2 separate regions of the Homo sapiens genome follow, and region 1 is linked to region 2. The links are chromatin loops, found by intact Hi-C in ENCODE. Cell type or tissue: HCT116. All regions are shown on one strand. Links, peaks and the distances in the headings refer to the core of each region. The heading gives the core; the rest is flanking DNA.

Region 1 (2,926 bases), core at 305-2,804, 220 kb after region 2:
GATCATGCTACTGCAACTCCCGCCTGGGCGACGGATCAAGACCCTGTCTCAAAAGAAAAAAAAAGAAAAATCTAAGATTGTAAAATGTCAATATGATTCACTTGTCATTCTAAAGAAAGTAAAATCCAAATCCCTTAGAAGATTTTTCTTTAAAGTGACACAGTGATTTTTTTTCTCTTTTTAGTCACATTGGAAGTAAATGAGGATTGTAATCCACAAATATCTGAAGTTTTAATTTTAATTAAAATATATATAATGCATCTTAGCTGATTCTTACATTAGAATCACTATTTTTAATAAGCCTCACATTGAATACAAAATACATAAATATAAAACGCTTGGGGGAAAATATTACATTTTTTGAAACAAAAGGGAAAACGTGTTTGAAGAAAATGTGTTTTACATTGTAATGTCCAACTTGCACAACCATGTTTCAACTTGGAACTCATGAGTTATTTGGGCCATGCCCTCAAAATTCTGTTTAGCCTATTTTTGATTTCCTTTCAATAAAAGACAAGACAAGAAAGAAACAAAAACCAAAAGCCACCCTACTCAGGAATCTGGGAATGCCTTGATGATGGACTCATAGGCAGGTGGGGGCGGTGTTGAAAGGCCCACTCGAAGACTGTTACTGGACCAGTAGTCAGGACGGCTCAGACTGTGGGAAGTGCTGATGGTGGGAGAGATATTGGAAGAAGGGAGAGTCACCAGCTGACTCTCAGTTTCCACAGGAAGTGGTGGACATTGCAGAAAGGGATGGAAAGTAGAAGCTCTGAAACTTGATTTTCTTGGAAAGGAATTTGCTTGTTCCAGGGAAGCTTGTCGCTGGAAGGTGAGACTGGCCAGGCTGAGGTTGCTTCGACGTTCACAGCCACTGTGGCGGTAAAATCCAGTTCTGTTGAGGCCGTGGGTGTAAGAAGACCTAGATCTCCTGCTTGAACTCCACTGTGAGATGGGAGCACTGGCTCTTCTTCTTCGAGACAGACAAATGAACACAGCCCAAATAAATCCTCCAAGTACCAGCCCGATTGCCATGGATACAGTGAAGGACATGATAAGGTCCTCTGAAACAAAGAAAACAAATTGCTAAATCAATTTTTAAATAGGTTTTCAACTAAAAACAAGGGTCAGCATATATACTGTAATTCAAAGAATACATGATTAATTTAAACATACTTTGAATTAGGGAAATAGAAGACAGTGTTAGGTGGATATGAACAAATGGAAGCTGATAATGCTTCCATTTATTCAAGCAGAAAGATACAAAATAACACTTTCAGCTGCGGCATTCCAGGTCACTTAACCTGTTTTATCATCTTTAAGAAATAAAAGATAAAAGTAGTCTTACTTGATGTCATTAATTTATGGCATTTAGTTCATCCATTTTTTACAGAGCTGCAAATGTAGCCCAAAGTTGATTTCCTTTTGAGTTATAGTAGTAACTAATGTGCCAGATTGATAAAGAATTTTGTCATCACTTTGATGTTGCCTTTTCCTCTGTCTGCTTTCATCAATCACATTGATTTCTGCCACCTGCAGTCTTCATGATGCCTCACTTCCTTTGCTCTTTCTGAGACAGGAAGTGCTGGGATAGAACCATCTGGCCAGCTGACTGATTTATGTCATATTTCCTGAACTCCCAGACAGTCACCTATATCTCTGACTCTTTGATGACTTGACCTGTGCAGACTACTGGGCTCTTTCTTGTTTCCCAGGTTCCAGCTCATGCTTCTGTTACGCCCTTGTGATGATGAAATTCCTGTCACCTGAACCTCCATAGAGCCTCGGCTACGTACCAGTATTCTGTAATTTGTAGAACTTGTAATTTGTTCAGATTTCCCTTTCTGGGGAGAAAAATGCCTTTTCCTAATGGAAATGCTACCTTACTGCCTCTTGTAAACTAAATACATATTCTTGAATGAAACTAGGTAACTGAGTCTCCCCTCACCACACCACTTTGCAAAGAAAAATTCTGGGTATTAGAAGACTCCTCCAGCCTGTTGGTCCCCCACATTTCCCCTCCATGATCAAACCCCTTGTCCCCAACGTTTCCCCTCCATGATCTAACCCACAAGTCATGCTCGTTTCTCACTGTACCAAAGCCTGTCATTCTCTCTAAAACTCTGAGCTTTTCCACATATTTGTCCTTTTATCTGAATTCAATTTTTTAAGCTTCTGTCTGGAAAACTCATTCTTCAAGCTCTACCTTCAAGTATCACATCTTCAGTAAAGACTCCTACATTTCCTAGACAAAAATAAGTTACTGCTAAGTAGAAAGGTAAGCTATCATATCTAATTGCTTATGTAGGTAGTCTGTATTGAGAGAGCCATAGCCTGAAAATTAGCTGATGGGTGTTGTGAGACTGGGGAAGAGGAGGAGAAAATAGCCACAAACGTTTTGCTGTTCCTCCCATCAAGAGATAGAGTCTATTTCCCCACCCCTTGAATCTGGGCAGGCTTCATGACTTGCTTTGACGGTAGGATGCAATGGAATTGAAGCTATACAAGTTCAAGCCTAAGCTACAAGAGGCTCAGCATCCACCCTTCCTTCTCTTGGGACCCCTGCCATTGTCAGCATATAAATAAGGCCAGACTAGCCTGCCAGATGATGAGAGACACATGGCCCAGGAACCCCTACTGCCCTAGCCAAGAGCCTGCTAACCTGGACATATGAATGGTGTCATCCTAGATAATTCAGATGCTAGTCAACTCACCAAATGACTGTGACACATGAGCAAAGACCAGCAGAAAATCCACCAAGCTGATTTCATCTCAAATTACCAATCCACAGGATTGTGAGCTAAGCAAATTATTATTAGTTTAAGCTACTATGTTTGGGGGTGGATTGTTACATGGCAAAAGCTCTCTGATAAAGGGTTCCAAACTCAGCTCTGTTCCTAATATGTTTTGTGATTTTTAGGGAATT
Region 2 (2,926 bases), core at 155-2,654:
GCCTTTGGAGGACTCATAATTTCAGTCTTATTCCTAACTGAGGTAAAATAATACATCTTGTGGAATAAACTTTGGGATCCTTAAGAAGATATTTTGGGAACAGGAACCTTCCTTGAGGCCTCTGAAATCAACCCACAGATCTCTACTCCTTTATGACTAAGACTGACCTTTATGGACACTATTAGCTTTTTAGCTCTCCACTCCTGGAGCTATAACAACCATCTCAGATGAAGGAAAAAAAATGGAGGCTACAGATGATGTATAAGTGAGTCACAGGAAGAAAATGATAATGTATCTATTCCCAGATGGCAGTTATATTTTAGGATAATCTACCTTTCACCAAATACAGGGTGTGGACAGAATTATTATTTTTATTGCTTTTTAAAAATCACATTCTTCAACATATTTCAAAACTTCATTTTTTATGATACCTTTTAAACACGATTATAAGAGAAATGACATATCAGAGGGATAAAATGATATTTTAAATTTGAGCTGCCATCATATGATTGACTTTCATATTGGTAATTCTTTTTGCTTATTTATACATGAGCACTGTGTGTCAATTTAGGGGAAATAACACCTATTTCTCATTTTTTCTGTAGTTTTCATTTTATACCAAGTTTATCTTAAGTGCTTTACCAATTGTTCTTTAAATTTATTTGAACCGTGCGTATAGTATAGTATAATCTTTTGCTGTGTGACACTATTGGTTTTATAGCTTTTATACAGCAAAGCATTACTCTCTGGAAATAATTGTTAACGTTAAAATACTGAGCACATTATTAAAAGTGACAGATTTATTCAGGCAGATTGAATAGCACGAGCATGAGTGAGATCTGTGTATATTATTTTGAGATATAGCTTTGAGTAATTCAGTCCTTAGTTACCAGAATTGAAAGAGAAAAAAATGATTTTAAAGGTCTAGAACACCCTTAATAGCCTTATTTTTCTCTTACAGTTAAAATGTAATGCCAAAATACATTAAGTAATTTCATTTATTATTCTAATATGCTCATTAACATTATATAATAATAAAAAACATAGTTGGAAAATAATAAAGGGGTAGATTGACCAAATGTTATCCAGAGGCATTATGCAAGACAGACAGGAACATCTACTCACCTGCCAAAATATGTTCTTCTGCTCTTTCCGAATTTTGAGTATATGTTTATCTTTAAAGTATGCATTTCTGATTGTTAGATGCTACTATATGTTGCTGTTCAAAAATTTCTTCTTAAAATGTTTTTGAAAGATGTAGGGCTTCAGAGACATTCTTTTATTGATAAGCATTAGAGAATACTGGTGTTCTTACCACTAGCAAACAAAAACGGGAACATGAGGAAACTTCAGGAGGTGTTGGATATGTCTATTGTCTTGATGGAGTACTCTGGTTTCTCTTTAAATCATATTGTCTTGATTGTGGTGATTGTGATGATGATATTACAGGTGTTCAGATATGTCTAAACTCATCACGTAGTACATGTTAAATATATATGATTCTTTATGTATAAATTATACCTCTATAGAGCTTTGAGAGAGAGTGAGAAAAAGCATTTCCGGCAGGCAGAATATGTTTCAAGGCCCAGAGGTAGGAGGGGGCATGGCTGGTGAAAGGAAGTCTGCGTGGAGGGACGTCAGGCTGGATGCCTGCTCTCCAGTTCCTGGCAGCTCTGGTAAGCCAGGTATGAAGTCCCTCAAATGCCAATGGCAACCTTTCACAGAAGGCTGTACACAGGGAAAGGACATGGTCAGATTTGCTGTTTTGGTAGATTGCACTGGCTGCTTTATGTAGAGTGGATTATATATATATATTTTTCTTGTGAAAATGAGAGTTAAAAGAAGGTGGAAGAATAGATGAAAACAATTTTCTTTTTCCGGAAAAGAAGATGCTGATGGCTTATATCTCTAGGGTTATGAAAAATTAGATACAGCTTTTTTTTTCTTTTGGCTTGGAAAGTTAGCATAGACTTCAGAAAAACGATAAGTTGTGAGCAATCAGTAACTGTATGTTAAATGTAAAGCTTTTCTGGCACCTATTGTATGGTGAGAACAAAAAGAATTATAGTTGAATTAATCAGCAATTATTAACAGTTGCTAATTTATTTATTTTTATTTTATTTTATTATTTTTTTTTAGAGGGAGTCTTGCTCTTGTTGCTCAGGCTGGAGTGCAGGGGCACGATCTCAGCTCATTGCAACCTCCGCTTCCCAGGTTCAAGCGATTCTCCTGCCTCAGCCTCCCGAGTAGCTGGGATTACAGGTGCGTGCCACCATGCTGCCTATTTTTTGTATTTTTAGTAGAGATGGGGTTTGACCATGTTGGCCAGGCTGGTCTCAAACCCCTGACCTCGTGATCCGCCTGCCTCAGCCTCCCATAGTGCTAGCATTACAGGCGTGAGCCACCGTGCCTGGCAACAGTTGCTAATTTATTTATTCCTTTAACAAATATTTATCTTTGTACCGAGCATTGTGGTAGACACTGGAAGCAGTGAACAAAATACATATGTCTTCACTCATGGAATTGGTAGTCTATACATTCTGAATCAAGATGTTGATAACTTTGGTTGGGCACGGTGGCTCACGCCTGTAATCCCAGCACTTTGAGAGGCTGAGGCGGGCGGATCACGAGGTCAGGAGATGGAGACCATCCTAGCTAACATGGTGAAACCCCGTCTCTACTAAAAATACAAAAAAATTAGCCGGACATGGTGGCGGGCGCCTGTAGTCCCAGCTACTCGGGAGGCTGAGGCAGGAGAATGGCACAAACCCGGGAGGTGGAGGTTGCAGTGAGCCGAGATCGCGCCACTGCAGTCCAGCCCGGGCGACAGAGTGAGACTCTGTCTCAAAAAAAAAAAAAAGATGTTGATAACTTTTTGAAGTCTGAACTCCGCTGGGTAAGCTCTGTTAATTGCAATGGCCTGTCC

Evidence for each region. A loop is a pair of places that touch in the nucleus more often than their neighbours do. Peaks named below come from ENCODE experiments on the same cell type or tissue, not always from the same donor. Only the 100,000 strongest peaks of a DNase experiment are listed, where the experiment ranks them.
Region 1: it touches region 2 in a loop (4-fold over the local background); 3 of 110 quality-filtered maps call a loop at or near these places.

What each region holds. Positions count from the first base shown.
Region 1 is chr6:152,719,880-152,722,805 of GRCh38, reverse strand. It overlaps MYCT1 (MYC target 1), which reads right to left. Exons shown (of 2, transcript NM_025107.3): 2 at 1-1,064. The coding sequence ends at 553. Among named protein-coding and RNA genes, the nearest start is that of MYCT1, 23 kb to the right of the region's middle. RefSeq lists an enhancer at 418-1,617. In HCT116, for the core only: no CTCF peak of the experiment used is centred there; a DNase peak (open chromatin) is centred at 1,655.
Region 2 is chr6:152,939,216-152,942,141 of GRCh38, reverse strand. No RefSeq gene overlaps it. Among named protein-coding and RNA genes, the nearest start is that of FBXO5, 42 kb to the left of the region's middle. In HCT116, for the core only: no CTCF peak of the experiment used is centred there; no DNase peak of the experiment used is centred there; H3K27me3 peaks cover 1,447 bases.